Regions from separate parts of the Mus musculus genome. Here all the other regions are linked to region 4. Evidence: chromatin loops called from intact Hi-C (ENCODE). Cell type or tissue: heart. All regions are shown on one strand. Region 1 holds the start of Gm23405 (a small nuclear RNA gene). Region 2 overlaps Camta1 (calmodulin binding transcription activator 1). Region 3 has its middle 4.4 kb from the start of Slc45a1. Region 4 overlaps Camta1 (calmodulin binding transcription activator 1).

Region 1 (5,000 bases), 170 kb before region 4:
TGCTGTATGAATTTAAGACTAAGTAATAAATAGCAGTAATCAGAATTCTTCTGGGGTGAACAGAGTTAAACACGAATCACACGCACATGTCTTTACTGTATATGTCGGGCAAGCTTATCCGTAGTCACCCAGCAGGGGGCACACCATGACCACAAGGTGGTTTCCCGGTGTGAGGCTCCTCCGCTGCCCTCGGATGTGCTGACCCCCGAGATCCCCCCCACACGTGGGAAATTAACTGCGTAATCTGTGGTAGTGGGGGCTGCGTTCCCACACCCTCCTAAAGGAGATCTCTAAAAACCGCACATAATAAAAGTTTACAGTAGAGACTGGAGGACAGTTCAGCTGTTGAGAACACTTGCTGCTTTGGCTGAGGGCGTGGGCTCTGCTCTCAGCAGTCACATGGTCTCCTTTCCGGGGCTGGAGAGGTCGCTTACTGAGTACAAGCACTTGGTGCTCTGACTGAGGGCTCGCCTTCAGTTCCCAGCATCTGTATCAGCGGTTCGCAATCTCCCTCATGCTGGGACTCTTTAGTCCCTCATGTCATGGTGACCCTCAACCATAAAATAACTTTTGTGGCTATTTCACAACTGTAATTTTGATACTGTTATGAATCGTTATGTGAATATCTGTGTTTTCTGAGAATCTTAGGCGACCCTGTGAAAGGGCTGTACAGTCACGACCCACAGGTTGAAAAGGGCTGATCTACATGGTGGCTCATAGGTCTCTAGTTCCAAGGGATCTGATGCCCTCTTGTGGCCTGCCTGGGGACTGCACAATGTGGTTCAGAGACGCATGTAGTCAAAAATACCGTAACACCACTACTAAATAATAATGATGATGTTGACGATGATGATGTTTGTTTGTTTGTTTGTTTTCGAGACAGGGTTTCTCTGTATAGACCTGGCTATCCTGGAACTCACTCTGTAGACCAGGCTGGCCTCGAACTCAGAAATCCGCCTGCCTCTGCCTCCCGAGTGCTGGGATTAAAGGCGTGCGCCGCCACTGCCCAGCTTTGATGATGATGATTTAAAAAATATATCCACTAGAACCGCAGTCGAGAGTGCATAGTGCTCTTGCAGAGGAACCAAGCACCCATGCTTGGTGGCTCACCTGTAACTCCAGCTCCAGGGATCTGACGCCCTCTTCTGGCTACTGCAGGCATCTGCATACACTTGGTATGCTTTCTACACAAATGCATACATAAATGAAAACAAGTCGTAAAACTTGAACAGTAGCAAAAGCAACAAAAAACCATATTCCAATATAAATACCAGAAGACCTTCATTCTAGGATCCCAAAGTCTCTCAAATCACAAAACCAGAAAAGCCCGGTCTTCAGTCGTGAGCACCATATTTGTTTTGGGCATATCTGTACAGAGCATCTCCGATGACAGATGACACGTGGGTAACTCTCTGTTGAGATCTGCATCTGGGCTCTTCAACACGCTGAAACAGGTCTCTGGTTGTTTGGCTGTTGAATTAAATAATTAATTAATAAGTCCCAGTGGCAGGCTCACCACCCGCCTCAATGATATATGTTCCCCAAAGAAAGACATTCCTCCCCCTCCCCCCACACAGCCTTTATATTTTGATAGGCCTTAAGTAGCTCAATAGCTGGGCCACTGCCTAACCTCCACGTGCCAATAATCTCTGTTCTCTCTTCGCTGCCCTGGACCCAGCTGGGCAATCCTCTCTGGCCACACTCTCCCGGCTCCTTCACATGGTAGCTACCCTTCTCCGTCTGTCCCAAGCCCCAGGAAATTAAAAATACCCGACCTCTGTCTGTCCTCCCCAGCTTGGCTGTTGGCATTTTTATTTAACAGTCAGATTCCATTGGGGGCAGGTTCCCAGAAGCTACTTACAGACACTACTTGCAGTTTTGGGGACCCAAATTAACATTAGAAAACAAGCAGCATTTGGCCAAACCCACCTCATTTGGCAACCTGGATCTTGCTTAAAGGTGTTCAGCTTACCGGGGTCTCTGGATCCTCCTCCGCATTTACCCCTAATGTCACTTAGCGCGATGCTCAGATGTAAATATTTGACACCCACACTCACCCACTCACTTCTGCCACCCTGCTGTTGGAACTTTTTGTCAGATGAGAAACTGGAAAGAACAAAAACTCCCTCCGCCACAAGAGGGCGGTAGACACCACCATTGTGTGGGTGGCTACCTGGGACCAGGGAGACTCCAGGATGAAGAGGTGCCAGGAGTCATTTAATTATCACCTGTCTTCTTGCAGACAAGAAGGGAAAATGATGGTCATCTTCTGGGGACTAAGGAGATCACACTGTTGGCCAGGGTCTATACCCTCAGATGTTAACTTGGTCTCAATTAGACGGAACCAGGAAGTTCCTAACCACGTGCAATCAGCCCATCAGAAGAAAACATGGTCTTGGGCAGAGAATGAAAATTAGAGACAGCAATTTAAGTAACTAAGACCATTCTAAAGCATGCATGACACGTGGCTTTGTTTGGTTTTTGAGAGATGGTCTCATGTAACCCAGGCTCATTATGTAGATCAGCCTAATTCTGAACTCCTGATCCTCCTGCCTCCACCACACAGGGTGTATGCAGTCCTGGGGATGGAACCCATCTCACGGCGGCACTCCCACGGGCTGTTTCAGATCCAAGCTCCATGTAGTTAATGTAGCCTGAAATCTCACCATGTTCCAAGAAATTGCTAGAGCCAAGCCTGCTGGTATGTGCTTATAACCCTAGCATTCCCGAGGCTAAGGCAGGAGGACTGTTCCAAGTTTGACGCCAACCTGGTCTCAGCATTGAGTTCTAAGCTAGCCCGAACTATGTGTCCAGACTGTGTCTCAAAAACCCAGGAACAATGGTTAGATGAAGACTCCGTTGGTGAGATGCTCACTGTGGAAAAATGATGGCCGGAGAACTCCAGTTCGAGCCCAGAGCCAACGTCAAGAGGCTGGGTGACCTACTGCGCAGACGCAATTCTAGCACGGGGAGATGGAGAGCAGTTGGCTCCATGGCGCTTGACGGCCAGCCAGCCTAGCCAGAAAGAGAATTCATCTCAAGGAATCAACGTGGAGGGCAGAACGACACTCAAGTTTGTCCTCTGTCCTCCACAGGCACCTCTACATACACATATACATGTAAACACATACACATAAACACACACACACACACACACACACACACACACACACACACATACACACACGATTTCTAGGAAGAGATTCCTGCTAGGAAAAAAATGATCAAGCTGTTTGGTTGGAGCTTGGAGTCCACTGCTCACCCCTGCGTGGCCTGGGGAGCCCCGTCTAATCTCCGCCCAAACCCTCGCACACTGAAAAACTCTGAACAAAAGAAGGGCCCCAAAGGCGGGTGTGGTGGCGCACGCCTTTAGTCCCAGCACTTGGGAGGCAGAGGCAGGTGAATTTCTGAGTTCGAGGCCAACCTGGTCTCCAGAGTGAGTTCCAGGACAGCCAGGGCTGCACAGAGAAACCCTGTCTCGGATACCCCCCCCCAAAAGGCCCCCAAATCTCAGTTCCGCATTTCCAGCAGCTGATGCAATCTGCCAGCCCACCCGTGTAAGCGATCAGCTTTTGACTATATTTGGGCACAGTTCCGGCTCCTGGCTGATACATCATCGCCCGAGATCTATAAACCCCCTGGCCTTAGCCTGGGCTCGTGGTTTCCCTGGCTCTGTTCTCTGGGACCTGCGAACCCACCCAGGAGCTGCGCCCAATAAACGTGCACCTATTTACTTTTACGGTGATCTGATCTGGCCTATCGCGCTGGTGAAAACCTATTACAATCTTCTAGGAAAAGCATAATTTACCAAAACAGACTGAAGAAAGGAAATGCATAAATAAAACTGCCGTTGAGAAAGCTGAGGAAGAAGTTACAATTCCTGCCATGTTAGTCCAGAGGCCCAGGTAGTCCTTGACAGCCATGGGTGCAGTTATTCCAATATGTTCCAACTTCCGTGGGGTACAGGCAGGCCTGGAAAGTAGAGGGAGCAGTCTACTTACTGCCATGTTAATCTAATTGCTTCTGAAATTATTTTTTTTTTAAAGTTTTATTTTATGCGTCTCTTTGCGTGTGTACACATGCACCCGTGTGCTGGTGCCCATGCAGGCCAGAAGAGGGCATCAGATCCCCCCACCCCACCCCGGAGCTAGAGTATCAGGCAGTGGATGTGTTGCTGTGTGGATGCTGGGAGCCAAACCCTGGTCCTCTACAAGAGCAGCCAGTGCTTTTCAACTGCAGAGCCACCTCTCCAGTCCCTCAGATCTGAAATTCTTAAGCAAACTAGTGATTTTTGCAAATGAAACAGATTGGACAATACAAACTCTTGTCTCTCCTTTGCAAGAGCTGTTTCCCAGTTTTAACCGTGTCAGATGGTGGTTACCTTTGAATTAACGATGATTGACCAGTTAGTGATTGTAACAGGCATTGCATCCCTGAAGCCTTCACTTTCTGATACGGTCTATCCTGAGCTTCCTGCCCTGTGGTCAACTCTGACTCACTTCTTCCCTGTCACTTCTAAGGGATAGAAAGGGGCGAGGCTCACTGCCCACACACAGTCAACACAGGGCTGGGGATGACACATAGCTCATTGCCTTTGTGCTGGCCTCACCTGTGCGAAGATCAGCACTGCATTAGAATCAGGTGTGGTGGAGAACTGGGAGCCCTGCGCTTGGAGGAGAAGCTCAGGGTGACTCCTCGGCTACCCAGTAAGTTAGAGGCCAGCCTGGGCTACCGAGAACCTGAGTTTGATCCCCAGGACCCACACAGGAGGAGGGAACTAACTCCTGCAAATTGTCCCTTGGCCTCCACATTTGTACCATGACATTCATGTGCACATGCTCACACACATGAACACACACACACACAAACACAAAAGCAGTGTAGTTAAAAAAAAATCTTGTCTTAAAACAAGAACATTGTCACTGTAGGCCTGATTTAAACACATTTCTCTACATGCAAACCTGCCAGAGGTGTGTGTGTTAGCATCTGATCAGTCATCA
Region 2 (5,000 bases), 66 kb before region 4:
AGACTGACGGGCTATACTGAATTAACTTCCTCTCAGAAAGCTAACAAAGTTAACCCAAACTCTAGCCCAGTGTTGCCGAGTTCTTGCCCTCGCTTTTGAAGAGTTTTCTGCCACTTTCTTTCACTGTCACTTCGATGTGTCTCAGCTACATTCCCACACGTTCCTGTGTGTAGTGTGCACCTACAGACTGGAATCCTATGCTCAAACATGGGAACACCGGCAGTGTCCACTGACTACCTAGTCACAATGTCTGCCACATATAAATGCGACTTCAACAGCTACTCCCAACCGTAACGTGGAGTCTCCAGCTAGGCTCAAGGTACCTCGCACGTTTTTTTAGGAAGAATTACAGTTGGGCGCTGCACATCTGGCACACCTTCTGCTGTGTACTCAATGTCCTAAGCAGGTTCTGCAGGGCAGCTTTCTATCCTGACTTCCCTCACACCACAAGGGAAGAGAGCTTTAGAAACTGATGCTCTGGGGCAGGGTGACAGGAAGTAGTATCTGTAAATAAATGATTTTCTTTCCATCCTAGCACTTTCTAAGGAGCTTTTTTAGCCTAAAAAATTTTGACCAATTTTGAGGAAATCTGACGTGGCGAAATACTGTAGTTACAAAACCACTTGCTGAATGTTTTCCTGTAAGGCTGCCTCCCGTCAGCAGGAAGGCCTGTGTGGAGGGCTCTCCGCCTGGCCCGAGCATGCTGTTGGTGGTCTCAGAAGGTTCCTCCCTCACTTCCTCATGCATGTGCACAGCGACTAAGTGGCTGCTCTCCTGTTGCATAGACAGCAGGGTTAGTACTCAGGGTTAGTTTTTTATTTTATCTTATTTTTCATTCAGAATGGATGTGAAACTTACTAGCATACCTACGCTGCAGCCCCATGCAAGCAAGCAAAAAGCAAAATATTGAAAATGGAAGATAAGGAGAAACTGGCTAGCAGGCAGCTAAACTCACCCTTTTGTACAGCCTATGGTCCACCAGGGGGCTTTAGACAGTAAAACAACACCAGAGAGCTATTAGCATGTGAGGGTCACAGCAGAAATCTTATCAACAGCTTTATTAGCATGTGAGGGGCACGGCAGAAATCTTATCAATAGCTTTATGTCACCCAAAGACACTAGCAGGTGGTTTCTCTTGGGAAGGCCAAGAAGGGTGGTGGCAGGGATTGGGACAAACAGGAAGAAGACCCGTCAACTTTTAAAAAACTGTTGCGATCACATGACTTAGAAATGGGTCCTGCTGACTTCTCAGGCCACTGTCTACCTACCTTGTTGAGAGGGTGTCATGAAGTTTTCTACTTAACACAGATTGTAATGCTTCTAAGAGACAATAAACATGACAGTTCCACTTATGAAAGTAAAGCTAAGTAAACCAGAACGGGATGTACACATCTGAGGGAACACACAAGTTTAAAATAACCCCCAGGAGAGCGAGCCAGGACTCCATCAGGCTCTTTAGCGAAATGTGTTGGAGACGGGAGGTGAGCAGCGAGCACTGCATCCAGCACACAAAGGCTCTGCTGTCCACTTGTGTGGTTTTTATCATCCGAACCAGGAAAGAGCAATAGTCATTTTTTTTGCTGCAAATGGTGAGCAGAAAGAGCCCCAGGCCCGATGCTCTCCTTCCCAGGAGACCTTGCCAGCCTCCCCAGGGATGAGCAGCTGGTTAAAATATGAACTTAGAACAGCTGAGATCTTCGGCCAATTCCTCAGTTAAAGTTAAGTGAGGGATTCCTCCGTCCAGCCTACTTCAGCAAGCAGTCTTTCATGCAATTATATGTCAAGTATCTTAATCTTTGACTCATCCACTGTAAACACAGAACACACCCTCAAAAGAACACACACGGCAGAGTCAGTGAAGGACTCGGGTAGCTCTGCTTACCCTGCATCTCTCCTATACGTTTGGACTCAAGGAACAACATGAAGTGAGCACAGCACAGCACAGCACAGTTTAACCCATGGATGGTTCTGGTTTATTTGAAAAGGGCCTCAAAAAGCAACATTAGGGTCTAGACCAGATGAACCAGTCTCACCAAGTGGAGTGGCCGCTCTGCACCATGGGAGCTAAGTCTACTAGTCTCTGTGCTGGACAGTGTTTTGGGGACTCTCATTCTGCAGGCAAAACAAAGAGGATGAGGAACTGGACTTATGAAGAGGTAAGGAAAGTGACCTGGGGGAATCCAAGGTATTTTACCAACCGAAGAAGCTCGGCTATTCTACCAAGTCATAACTGCTTGATTGCCAACTGAAAGGGATTGGCTTAACAACAGAGACAGGAGACTGATCGGTTTGAGGGGGGACTTGCAGAATCACTCTCATTACGTGAGATCGTACCCTGTAGTTTACTATCCGTTTCCTGCCAGGACGTCTTCAGTCAGCTTATTCATACTTGTATTTCATATGCTAGCTCTTAGGGCAGGAGGGCCAGGGGAACGTGGTGGTGGAGGTGGAGGAAGACCTTGATCCAAGGCATGGAAGAGCAGCGAGGGCATGGACCTCCCATCTTGGATTCCATCTAGAGAACACCTAGTACCCTAACAAGCTCTTTAAGGTTTTCTATTACTGTTGATGAAGTGGCTACTACGAATGTTTCTTTCTATGGTCATACAGATGAGAGTCTGTGTTAAATAAGAGTAAGTAAGTCTCAAAGGCAAGGTATTTTGAAATATTAGCAATGTAAAGAGAGAGAGAGAACCTGACGTGAGGTCTCTGAGGAATGAGGGGATGGTTAAACAGGAGAAAGAGCGGACAGCACAGAGCCAGCTCGCAACTGCACAGCTCCTGATGCTCTGGGAACACACACTCCCCCTCTGTGCAGCTCCAACGGCCACCGCTATGGACTCCAGGCTTCATCTATAGAGAGGAAGCAAGCCTCTCCCTCCAGCCCCAGACATCTTAAGTCTTCAGCAAGAAAGCTCACACTTGAGGAGATGCTCCTCTAGCGAGGCTCCATGAAAACATGTTACATCCTTGGGGACCAACAGGCTGTCTTTTCCTCTGTGTTCCCTGCCCTCCCACCTTGGACCAAGCCAGACTGGCTCTCAGCGCTAAACTGAGTGGAAATGCTATATTCAATATATCCAGCAGAGGGCACCCGCCGCTTAGTGGAAGTTTCACATGTGAGAACCTAGAGGTCTGTCTTCCTTAATTTTCTGTGTGGATGCCTATTAGCAGATTAAGGACATACTGCGAAGACCGTAAGGCAAACTGGCGTATACATGGTAGGTTAAAGAGAAACTTGGACCAAAAGCTAGTCCGAGTAAATCACATTCATGCCCAAATCAAAACAGAAAAGCACTGGGGGGTGGGGGGGTCTCCATGGTCAGACACGCACCCTCTTGAGTCACTGCTGCCCAAGTGGCAGTGCCAAGATGCCACCATCCTGTTACAACCTGGAATGCTTGCCCCATGCTTGCTAGAGGTCACCAGCGTGGCACAGAACCAGCAAGTGGTTAGAAAGGTTGGGGCTGTTCTATTATTCCTTACGAGCACGATGATAGATAAGGGCTTGTTGTACCTGTGGCGACAGCGACGCAGAAACCTCATTATCTTTCGAGCAGCTTGGTCCTGCTTTTTGGTCAGCAAACTGCTCCTGAAAAAGTCAGAACATGAGCGTCACAAGAAAAGGTCCCAGAAAGCTTACACTGCAGACCCTGAACCAATCTGATCTACAGCTGGAGGAGACTTTCGGTTAAACGGTGTCACAAATCCAACTGAAAAGCTGCCCCCACAGTGCAGAGATCAGCCTGGGGACTCTCCCAAGCCTTTGCTTTGTCTTCTTGAATTTGAGACGGCAGCGTCTACTGCATCTCAGGCTGGCATCAAATCCCCAGTACAGCTCAGACTTCTGAACTCGGGATCTCCTGCCTTCACGTCCCAGTGCTGGCACTCGAGGCATGAGCTGCCTTGACCACTTCATGTGATAAGAGGATACGGAGCCCAGGGCTTTGTACACGCCAGGCAGTTACCCTGGCGACTGAACTATGGCTCTCTCCCGCGTTTTAAAGGAGACAATATGAAGACTAAAAATGAGATGGTCCCTCCATATGCCCTTACAACTTATTCATTCATCTGGGATTAAGGCAAGAGGTTGCTTTGTAGGCCAGATTAGCCAAATAGTACACACTTGGGATTACAAGTGTGTACCACTATAACCAGGTTTTTTCCTGTTGTTGTTGTTTGTGGAAACAGGCCTTATAGTGCTAGCCAGACTTCTTCAGGCCAGGAGTTAATTCTGAGCTTGATACTCTCTTTGGTCTAGTTTCTGTTCTTAATCTTTAGTCTACTACGTTCTAAGATGGAATCACTGAGCCCTGAGCCCTATGTACTCTCCTGAAGTAATTAGGGAGTCGATCAAAGTTCAGAACACTGCAGAATGACTAAGTACAAACTCTGGTCCCGACAAATTCTGATCTATATTGAAGTTGGCCAATGACATAAAAATAACACCATGTGGCAGATAAAGGACCTTTAAGAGAAACTAACAACTAATAGGTACTGTTACACAAAGTCACACTGGAGAGGAAGGTGCTGCCTGCCGTGCCTCGGGCCCTGCCCAGAGGCAGGTCTAGGTACTGTGCCAGGCAGAGCCTCTGCCACACCCTGCAGGCTCTTGACCCACCTGAGCTTCTGCTGCACGATGACAGCGGTCCTGCGGGCCGGCCGTCTCCGGCCACACTTCTTGTAACTCCGGTAGAAGTTCTGGATCAGCACTGCAGCGCGCCGGCTCTGCTGGAACCGCTTCTGCTCATAGTAACTTCGGAATTTGCTCTGGATAAGGATGGCCGCCTGGGTCATCTTTTTGTAAAGTGCATACTGTGGGGGACACAGAAGGGACAGGACAGTAATGACAAGAGTTGGAAGTCCTCCAAGCTTAGGCGGTAAGAGCCCCTCCTTCCTTCCTACCCTAATCTCTGCTGGGAGCCAACCTCAGGATGCCAACAGCAAGCTTCCAGTACTTTTCCAAAATGCAAAGAACTACCTTCAGGATGGCCTGCGGG
Region 3 (5,000 bases), 480 kb before region 4:
AGGCTGCACAGAGGCCCAGGTGTCGGAGAGGAGGGGCTGCAGTGGCAGCTGGAGGCAGGACTCCTGTCATTTCCTCCCTCCTCCATCTCTCCTCCCTCCATCTCTCCTCCCTCCATCTCTCCCCCCTCCATCTCTCCCTCCTCCATCTCTCCCTTCCTCCATCCCTCCTTCTTCCACCTCTCTCCCTCATCCATCCTTCCTTCCATCTCTCCCCCTCCATCTGTCCCTCCCTCCACTCCTCTATCTTTCCATCCCCCACCCCCCCTTTCCTTCTTTTAATGAGGTCTCGTTATACTACCTAAGCTGACCTTGAACTCTATAGGTTTATGCTACCATGCTGGCTTAAGTAGTGTGATTGTGTATGTGTGTGTTTGTGTGTTTGTGTGTGTGCTGGGCTTGGACCCTGGACCCTCTTGAAGGCTATGTTGAACAATGTCACTGAGCTACACCACCTGTTGCCATTGTCTAAGAGCAGGGAGAAGCCAGAGAGGGTTCATGGGTGGGGGCAGGCACTGTGAAACAAGCTATATTCCTATTCTGCAAAGACCATGAGGCTCTTGGTGGGAAACTGAGAAGGTCAGGGGTGGGTGTGGGGACGGGTCGGACAGGAGGTCGAGGCCTGGCCTAGATGGGAGGAGACAACTTTGAGGGTAGAAGTGGCCAAGGACAGGCAGAGACATGTCCTAGCTTGCTCTTCTGTTGCTGTGAGAATCACCATGGCCAAAAGCAGCTGAGAGAGGGAAGGGTCCCCTGACTTACATGTTCCTGTGCGGTGACTGTGCATCATGGAGGAAAGCCAAGGCAGGAACCCAAAGGCAGGACCTGAAGCACGGGTCATGGAGGAGCACTGTTAGGGACCCGCCCCACAGCTTGCTCCCACAGCTTCTACATCCCAGGCCCTCCTGCCTAGAGATGATCCCACCCGCAGTGGGCTGAGCCCTCCACATCAGTCAGCAAACAAGAGAATGTCACAGCAAGCCTCCTGCTTCTGTTTCTCCAGTCTAGGAATTTGGGATGCACTTTTACCCTAGCTTTGGAAACCTGTTTGAGAAACAGGTCACATGTAGCCAGACTGGCCTAGAATTCACTTCGTGACTAAGTGGCCTTGAACCCCTGATCTTCCTCTTGCCTCTACTTCCCAAGTGCTGGGATTAAGGGTGTTTGCCATCAGGGCTGGTTTACACAGTGCTGGGGTTTGAACCCAGAGCCTCATGCGTGTTAGGCAAACACTCTACCAACTGAGCCAGGGCTTTCCTTGGCCGTGGAGGCCCTCCCTGAAGTCTTGTGGAAATGCTACCTTCCCCTATGGGTGGGACCCTTTTCACATCCAGGACTTGGTCCTGGAGACATGGTCACATGTAATTGCAGGGAAGCTAGAACCTCCGTCCAGAAGAGGGAATGGGGGTGGGGGTGGGGCGGCAGCAGGTGCCTCACGGAGGATTGTGCAGAAGACAAAGATTGGTATCCAGTTTCTCATTGTCACACTAGGATTTTCCAGCAGGAGAAAGGGCTTAAAAATCTAGGCATTGTTGAGAGAAAGAAAAAAAAAAAAAAAAAGAAAGAAAGAAATTTCAAAAATTCCTCTGCCCTCCTTTTACTTTCCAAATCTAGAAACTTCCTTTTTATTTCTTTAACCCTTCCAGGAACAGAAGAAAGCAATTTTGCTTCCTTTTATTTCTGTCTCTTTCTGTGTATATTCACTCCTGTCTACACAGTAACTCACAGGAGATCAGGGCTAAATTAGGCAAGGGAACCATGACTCTATGCAGTGTCGTGATTCCTCCCAGCCTCAGTGGGAGAAGGACTGTCCATCAGGCCAGAAGTCACACGGAGCTTGTAAGAGAGACCCAGGGACACTGGCTTCAGGGCCAGGCAGGGTGTCTACCTGGGACACTCCAGGAGACCAGGCTATCAGTGTCAAATCTCAGAATCTCGCAGAGCTCATGGGGACCTACACGCGATCGGGAGTTCCCGCATAACGTCACACATGACTCCCAGCGGCTATCTCTGTCTGAAGACCAGGATGGCAACGTTAGCAGGAACAAGACCCAGAGGAGCCAGGCAGTGGGAACAGGTACTCCGCGTTCCCACTAGGTGGCGCCAGAGCCCCACCTTCGCGGGGGCAGCTGTGGTCTGCAAGTGGCACCTTGGCTCTGAGGCTTAAAAAAATAAAAATAAATAATAAAAATTACCCGTCCTTCTTAAACATGCTTTTTCCTGCAAAGCACGGAGCCACTTAGGGTTTTCTCAGACCACACGTTCTCTCTCTCTCTCAACGATATTTATTTATTTATTTATTTATTTGAAAATTCAAAAATTTTCTTATTTTATGCATATGAATGCTCGGCCTGCAGGTATATATAGGTATTCACAATGTGGGTACCTGGTACCCACAGAGGTCAGAAGATGACATTGGGCCCCTTGACCTGGAGTTGCAGGTCGTTCTAAGCTACTGTGTGGGTGCTGGGACTTGAACTTGAGTTCATCTCTGAAAGAGCAACATGAACTCTTCACCATTGAGGCATCTCTAATCCCTTGATTTTATTTTTAAGTTATGCGTATGTGTCTTGTGTGTGAATGTGTATCTGTGTGAAGGTAGCCTTGGAGTCCACAGGAGGGCGCTAGATCCCCAGAGCTGGAGTTACAGGACTTTGCGAGTTGCCAGAAATGGGTGCTGGGAACTGAACTCAGGTCTTTTGCAAGAACAGTCGATCTTAGGCTAGCCACTGCGTTGATCTTTCTGTGGGTAAGAGAGGATGCCAACAGACTGGGTTGGAGTGGGAGTTTGAAGATGGAATGGAGGGATGTGGAGAAATGCCCTTCTACAGTGCTGTGCAGCCACACACGGTGACCCACACACCTCAGCCCGTGGTGTGGGTTCTTTGCTCTTGTTTCGAATGATCTGAGGAGCATCTGGGACTGGGAGGCAGAGTTGTGGGGGAGGTCAACAAAATTAGTGACAGCCTCACACCCTGGGGACCTGGGTACTGGTGCACTGTGGTACTGGGAAGGGAAGCAGGCAGCCAGCTGCACGCTCTTGTCCCGCGGCTTCAGGAGAACCTTATTGGCTGCAGGATAGCGAGGGGTCCTGGCCAGTGTTCGAGACCACCCTGCCAGATGTCTGCTTTCAGATGGCTTGATTGACTTGCTGGTTACAATTCTGAATCAACTCCGCAAACCTCTAAGCACATAACCAATTAAAAAAAAAAAAACACGAAAAATTCAAATTACTCCATCTTTTCTCTTAGTGATTGTTATGAATTAGAATTTGTGATTGTTTGGGCTAGCGAAATGGTTCAAAGAGTGAGGGCCCTTGCTGCCAGGCTCGAGGACCCCCGCTTGCTCCCCAGAGCGCACGTGACGGGAGGACAGAACCGATTCTCACATGTCCTCTGTCCTCCACACACTGTAGCACTTACATAATGGCGGCGCACACTCTAAATAAGTAAATAAAGGTAATAATTTTTCTAATTCATGATTTTTTTTTTCACTTTTTGATAGAGGGTTTCAGGGCTGGAGAGGTGGTTAGGGCTCAGTGGCTCAGATCACTGGCTGCTCTTCCAGAGGTACTGAGTTCAAATCCCAGCAACCATATGGTGGTTCACAACCATCTGTAATGGGATCCAGTGCCCTCTTCTGGTGTGTCTGAAGACAGCTACAGTGTACTCATATAAATCTTTAAAAAAAATGTTTCCTCTAAATAAAAGAGGGGGCATCACTATGTCATTTTAGCTGGCTTGGAACTCAGTATGTAGATCAGGCTAGCTTGCCTCTGCCTCTTAAGTGCTGGGATTAAAGGCATGCACCACCACTGCCTGGCCTCATTGTTTTAATTCTTGAAGGTTATCTGCATCTACACTGCACACTGCTCAAATTCATTTTCCATACCAAATATTCCATTCCACAAGCGTGCCTCGGGATATTTGCTCAGATATCTGGTCTGCAGGCTCACTGGATGCAACCCTACTGAGGGCATTATAACCCCGCACAGGTACACACTGGAGCATCCTGCAGGGTACATGTTCAAGAGCTGCAGTTTGGAGCAGACATCTTCTTTCATGTCTGCCCAAAGGCTGTACTTATCCGCACTCTTGAAGGCAGGCAATGAGGACTGTCTGCCCGCTCATTCACCACTGTTTGAGGTCTTTCCTGTTGGGGAGATGGACAGACAGGAAACAAACGTCCTGATTACATGTCCAGGTGACTACAGGGCTTCAGCACCTCACATTTAAGTCATTTTAGTTTCTCTTCTGCAGCATGCCCGCTCAGGCCTCTGTCCATCTTTCTGCTGCCCACGTGCCCGTCTTAATGATTTATAGTGTTCATGTGTGTGTTGGATAGAGTCCTTTGCAAGGTTGTAACTTCAATCAAGTATCAATGGGTGTTGTCTATGGAATTGCCCTGGGGTCCTGGCTAAGAAATTGCCCCTTCCCTGGAGGTCGTGAACATCTTCTGTGTCATCTTCTAACAATGTCATTGTCCGGCTTAACTTTTATATGCCCTTCACGTAGGATGGGCTTTCATTCTTGGCGTGGGGTAAGTGTCTGCCCCTGTGTCCACTTGGCTGGGTGCTGCTTACAGAGATGATTTTCCCTCTGCATTGTTCCGAGAGGCCATTTCTGTCATGGATACAATTCCTAAGTGTTGGGGTTCATGTCGCCTTCGCAGTCTCCTGTGTGCATGTCTCTGGGGTAGGTAGGTCTTCATGTCAGGAGGAGTAAGGCCTTCCACTCTGTACCTCAGCTGCATGTCTCTGACTCCTCGCCATTCAGCTCTGAGAATGAGTCTTCCCATAGCTATACATACATTTAAAAAAAAAAAAAGCAGTTGCAGCATACACATGAGGACCCAAGTTCAAATCTCCAGAGCCCACAAGAATCTGGGCATGGCTGCACATGCTAGTAATCCCAGGACTGAGGAATTACAACCCCAGACAGGTGGATCTCTGGGGACTCACTGCCAGCCAGAAAATCACAGTGGTAAGTTCAACAGGAGAGCCT
Region 4 (5,000 bases):
GTGCTTGCCCATGTTGGCTTCTGAGACTACTGAACATGTAACGTGTGTGCTTTGCTCTGCGTGGCTGTCCTGGCACAAGCCTCCAGCAAACCCTGCCTGAAGTACCTCGTCTCTGATCTGGGACTTGTCTGTCATGAACTGCGGTGTTTTTGTAGCTCACACCAAGTTCTCTGCTCAATTCCTGAAAACAGAGACCAGATAGTTCTGTCCCCATCACTCCTCAGTGCATAGATATCATACGAGTCCATTTGGATTGTATTGTATTCGAATGTTTGCTTTTAAAGATTGATTTTTGAGTTGCAGATTTGAGTTTCATTTAAAAAAAAAAATCACGGCACGAATTTTGGCTTACAGTTAGGACAGAGCTTCCGACAATCTCTAAAGTGGCCCAAAGTCAAACTTTTACCACTTTATACTTCATATTTATGTAAACTGGCATATTCTCAGTATTATGATTATAAAATCCAGATATCAGTTAACCGAAAAATATTGAAGATGTTCTATGCCCTTTGGTATCAAATAGCCAAAATTTAATATTTGGTGGAAAGATAAACAAACTCTCCATTTTGTTAATATGCAAATTTGATCTTATCTTCGATAGACGATAAATTATATGAATACCAAATAAATGTCTTAAAATCAATTTTTATAATTGTCTTTAAATCAATTCCTCTGTGGTTTGTTACAAGTCAGTGTCTGACTTATCGGCCAGTTATACATGCCTGGACACTTGAAGAATCACAGGCTAAAAAGCCTAAGGCCGCATGAATTAGATGACAGATACTGAAGCCCAGGACGAGGGAGGGAGAAGACAGAGCCACAGGGCACAGAGCTTCTGGCTGGCTTCGATGGGTGTGTGCTTACCCCTCAAAGGAGCCTGTGCTCCTCATTCTAAGTTTGGCCCACACACCCCAGTTCCCCACAGTCCCTCCACATGGAAGGCTTCCCTGACTTCCTTTCACCTGCTCCGTGCCCCAATGAGCCAATATTGTGAGCACAGGGCCCTGAGTTTTCTGAGCCTCAGGGTGGCCTGGGCCAGGGCAGGAGTGAGGTCAGCTCTGCTGTAGGAGAGTATTTCACTTTGGCCGGGCCCCATCCGGACCCCACCTGGGATATGCCACTTGACTAATTGGCTCTTTAAATAGTCCTTTTGCTTTGTTTTCTTCACAACCCCCCCCCCCCCCCCCATCGTGCACGCCTACCATTCCCGGCTGATCCAGGATCCATGAGCCCCAACTGAAGATGTTATATTAGACTGTGTGAGTGAGCACACATCTTCACGGCTGAGGAAGGCGGAGTAAAGGCGTGACTTCCTCAAGGTCACCCCAAGGCTGACTCAGAGTCTGTTCTCCTTCCTCCCCAACCCCCGCTGGCACAGCCTCCTCACCTGGGCAGTAGCAACGCAACACCCCAGGCTGAATCAGGGATGCAGGCACGGAGATCTGGTCAAACAGGCAACTGTAATTATTGCTGGCTTCTTGCCATGGGCCTGTGATGAGAACCTTCACTCCTCCCTGCAGAGGAGAGAGATGAGATAGAACAGTTCCCCCGGGGAATGCAGCACACAGGACGCCCCTGCAGCTGCAGGCTTAGACGGGAAGGGCTGAGGGCTGCTGGCTACACATGCAGATTCCCAGGCCCTATGACACCATTCCAAAAAGCCCTGACTTCTGAGATGCCCCTCTAGAAGACAGGTCTGCAGCTGCTCTGACCCCCCCCCCCCGCCAGAGGCCATCCTTTTTTGACCCTCCCCTAGGCATCTTGACCCTGAAAGTTCAGGGTGATACTAGAGGGAGGCAGGACTTCCCATGCCACATAGCCCATGGTGCACCTGAGAACCAGCCAGCAGGGTCCCTAGGAAGGAAGCAGAGGGGACAAGGGGGACTCTGAGTCATGCATTTGGGAAGAGGTGGAGGGAACTCAGATTTGGAAACTGTCACCCCAAGGGACAGATGTTCTTGTAGGAAACTGAAGGGAAATGGAGGGCCCCCAGGGTGTGGCAGGAGGTGGTAAGGGGGGGAGGCCCAGGTAGTGGATGGGGAGAGAGAAAATCGAAGTGAAGCATTCAGAATTGGAGGGGCTCAGGTAGAGCTCTTGGAACTGAGCTGGGGCTTGGGATGGACTGACCCTCCAGTTCTCTACCTGCCTGCTGTGTCATTCAGGGTATCTCGAGCTAAGCAGACACAAGAGTGGCCCCTCATTGGCACTTCTGCACCACACATGCAGGCACCAGCCTGGCAGCCTGGCCTACAGAGTCTAAGCAGACCTTTCTCTGCTCCAGTGGAGGGAAAACTGTCTTCACAGACCCAAGGGGACAAGCGCCAGAAAGCATTAGAAACGCTGGGCTCTCTCTAACCTACTCTGGCCAGCAGGAATACCCCAGAACAAAGAGCCCCATGTGGCTGCTCCCAGGAAATCCCTTTCAGGGACTTTGTTCCCGTTAGTGATTAATGTCTCTCTCTGTCTCTCTGTGTCTCTGTCTCTCTCCTGATCCCCAGGTGGAGAAGTCCCCTACTTACGGCTTAGCCAAGAAGAGAGGCTGGTCACTCGGGGTGGAGGGAGGCTCTGCCCCGGGATGTAGAGGCAGGGGCGCTGGCCTCTGGCTCTCCTGGCTAACCTTGGATAGACCCACCCCAGAGGCTCATCCACCCCACCCCCAAACAAGTAAACACCTTTCCCTGCAGGGGGGCGGAGAGCTGTGCTCGATAGGGAGGAGAGCGCCACCTGGCGCCCTGGCTAGAGAAGGCCGAGAGGCGCTCCAGGAGCTGAACCGAGGCCGGGTTAGGAGCTGCGGCAATGAGTCCTGACTTCCCCCACTGCTTCAGGCCAGGGCCACAGCTCTCCGCTGCTGCCCCAGGCAAGCCTGCCAGACTCTGTCGCCTATTCAGTCCCAGATTCTTGATTCTCGTTTGCTATTCTTAACCCTTGCTTGTTCCTGCCCTAGAGGAAGCTCCAACTTCATACCCATTCTTTGCTCTCAAGATTCCCACTCCCCTACAATGTTGCCTGGAACCCAGACTTAGCCTGGGGCTAACCTTGGCCATAAGAGGTAGCAGTTTGTTTACTGTGATGATGTCCTGAGACTATCTGTGACCCACAGCCGTAGACTGGCCCTTGAAGGGAAGGTACCCCCCTGTGCTGGCAAGTACATTTTCCTCTGGGTGTGACGTTTAGCTTAGGTCATGGTTTTGTGGTGCCACCGAGGTTTGCCGAGAGTGGAGAGAGCTCAAGACAGAGTTCCAAAATCATAGCGTGCCCCACCCCTGTTCCGTTTATTTATTGTGTATATTTTTGCCTGCATGTATGTGTGTGTGTGTCTGGTGCTCTCAGAGGTCAGGAGGTGGCACTGGATCCCCTGGAACTGGAGTTACAGATGGCCTTGAGCCACCATGTGGGTGCTGAGAAGCAAGCCCAGCCCCTGCAAGAGGAGCAGGTACTCTTAACTGCAAGAGCTGCTGAGCCTTGCCCCCAGCCCCCAGCATCTGCTCTTGTCCTTGGTATCTGTGTGACTTCAGGAAGTAGCCCAGTCCCACTGGTAGCTGTGATTTCAGAAGCCTTTCCGCCGCCAGCGGTTCCATAAAGTAGATTCAGGGCTCTGACAAAGTGATGGTGTAGGGGGTTGGAAGTGATTGCCTGAGTGAGGCGTCCTGCTCTGAGCAAGGTCCTCCCATGGAGGATGTGGAAGAACACTGGCTTCAAAAGGCCACGGACAGTTACCATGTGAGAAGAGGGGACATGAAAACTGCAACCCACAGCTGTTAGTTCAACGATGGGTTGCTGCGCGGGGTGGTGGTGGGGACAAATTGCTGCGGAGACCGGGAACATCAAGACCTTCTCCATGGCAACTGCCGCAGGACGCCTCAGAATCCATCATTTCCACGGACGGTTCCCATGGCAACCACTCCGCCCCGGCTGTCCTGAATTGTTTGTGATGTGTGCATGCCCGACAGTTCTAATTGCCGCTTCTTCTGCCTGGTGCAGCCAGAGCCAATGGGGAGGGGCGGGAGCGGGGGGTGGGTGGGTGGGGGTGGGGGAGATGATGCAGGGGAGAGGTGGGGAGAGGCAGGGGTGCCATCTGAGGTCTATGTCCTGTAAGTCCTGAGATGAAGGGTCTTGAATTCATGCACCTTGGGCAAATGCTGAGGCACAGAGAGCGTTGCTCTCTCTCTCTCTCTCTCTCTCTCTCTCTCTCTCTCTCTCTCTCTCTCTGTGTGTGTGTGTGTGTTGGGGACCAGCTGAGAGATCACCAAGTGGGTAGGTGTGGAGGAGACATGGGAGCAAAGGAAGAAGGGAAGCATACTCAGAGAGGAGCCAGCAGGCCAAACCGGGCACAGCATGCCTGGGAACCATTGCAGTTTAAAGCTGGTGGGAGTGGTGTACCCGTGTCCACACAGCCTGACTCAGAGCAAGATCCCAGCTGCACAGCTCCCTCCTAAGCTTGCCAGAGCCCACTTCAAACCAGACTCCTGGTGACGTCAGCTCACACATGCACCCTTATCAGCTGGCAGGGACAGAAGGCAAGATACCCGGCAATCATGCCAGCAAGGGGTTTGTGAGGGGACACAAGTGCCAGCTTGGTGACCGACCCTATTGTCCTGGGTAGGAGAGCCTGGCAAGGAGGAACGCCACCTTGGAGGCTTTACCACGAGGTCCCGCTGGACACCAAAATGGCTTTTCCCCTCTAAACATATTGACTATGCTTTGCTTCCATGTCAGGGTGCCGGGAACTATCAGGGTTTCTGGAAAACCTGGGTTGGACAAGCCTGATTGCTATTGCATATGTCATCCTGGGCTGCCCTCTGGTGGACAGATGCTGAACTGCCGGTCTCCGGGATCTAGTCGAAGGCTGCATAGGCTGGTGAAGAACAGAGGAAGTCAGGCTTGCTGAAGACTTCCTTTCAGCAGGGTCTAGAGAGCTGGCCTGGGCACATGCTCGCAGGCCAGGAAACAAGCCGATCCCACCTCTTAGGTGTTCTAAAACATGACTGCAGCCGGCCTGT

The links. Hi-C counts contacts between places; a loop is a spot of excess contacts. Peaks named below come from ENCODE experiments on the same cell type or tissue, not always from the same donor. Only the 100,000 strongest peaks of a DNase experiment are listed, where the experiment ranks them.
Region 1: a loop joins it to region 4, with 6 times the contacts of the local background. A loop is called at or near these places in 19 of 42 quality-filtered maps.
Region 2: it touches region 4 in a loop (8-fold over the local background); 35 of 42 quality-filtered maps call a loop at or near these places.
Region 3: a loop joins it to region 4, with 3 times the contacts of the local background. A loop is called at or near these places in 3 of 42 quality-filtered maps.

What each region holds. Positions count from the first base shown.
Region 1 is chr4:150,964,615-150,969,614 of GRCm38, forward strand. Gm23405 (a small nuclear RNA gene) reads left to right here and starts at 121; the gene lies at 121-279. Gm30120 (a long non-coding RNA gene) reads right to left here. Exons shown (of 4, transcript XR_390979.2): 3 at 3,809-3,972; 4 at 973-3,015. In heart, CTCF peaks have their summits at 108 (motif pointing right), 760 (motif pointing left) and 2,138 (motif pointing right); a DNase peak (open chromatin) is centred at 727; H3K4me3 peaks cover 661 bases.
Region 2 is chr4:151,070,471-151,075,470 of GRCm38, forward strand. It overlaps Camta1 (calmodulin binding transcription activator 1), which reads right to left. Exons shown (of 24, transcript NM_001081557.3): 21 at 4,622-4,815; 22 at 3,518-3,592; 23 at 956-986. Among named protein-coding and RNA genes, the nearest start is that of Vamp3, 15 kb to the left of the region's middle. In heart, a CTCF peak has its summit at 3,085 (motif pointing right); a DNase peak (open chromatin) is centred at 3,081.
Region 3 is chr4:150,654,099-150,659,098 of GRCm38, forward strand. No RefSeq gene overlaps it. Among named protein-coding and RNA genes, the nearest start is that of Slc45a1, 4.4 kb to the left of the region's middle. In heart, CTCF peaks have their summits at 2,087 (motif pointing right) and 2,624 (motif pointing right); DNase peaks (open chromatin) are centred at 2,083 and 2,633; H3K4me3 peaks cover 307 bases; H3K27me3 peaks cover 1,209 bases.
Region 4 is chr4:151,136,927-151,141,926 of GRCm38, forward strand. Camta1 (calmodulin binding transcription activator 1) reads right to left here. Exons shown (of 24, transcript NM_001081557.3): 10 at 1,388-1,514. Among named protein-coding and RNA genes, the nearest start is that of Gm52711, 19 kb to the right of the region's middle. In heart, a CTCF peak has its summit at 2,730 (motif pointing left); DNase peaks (open chromatin) are centred at 2,725, 4,475 and 4,805; H3K4me3 peaks cover 1,792 bases; H3K27ac peaks cover 1,844 bases; H3K27me3 peaks cover 1,585 bases.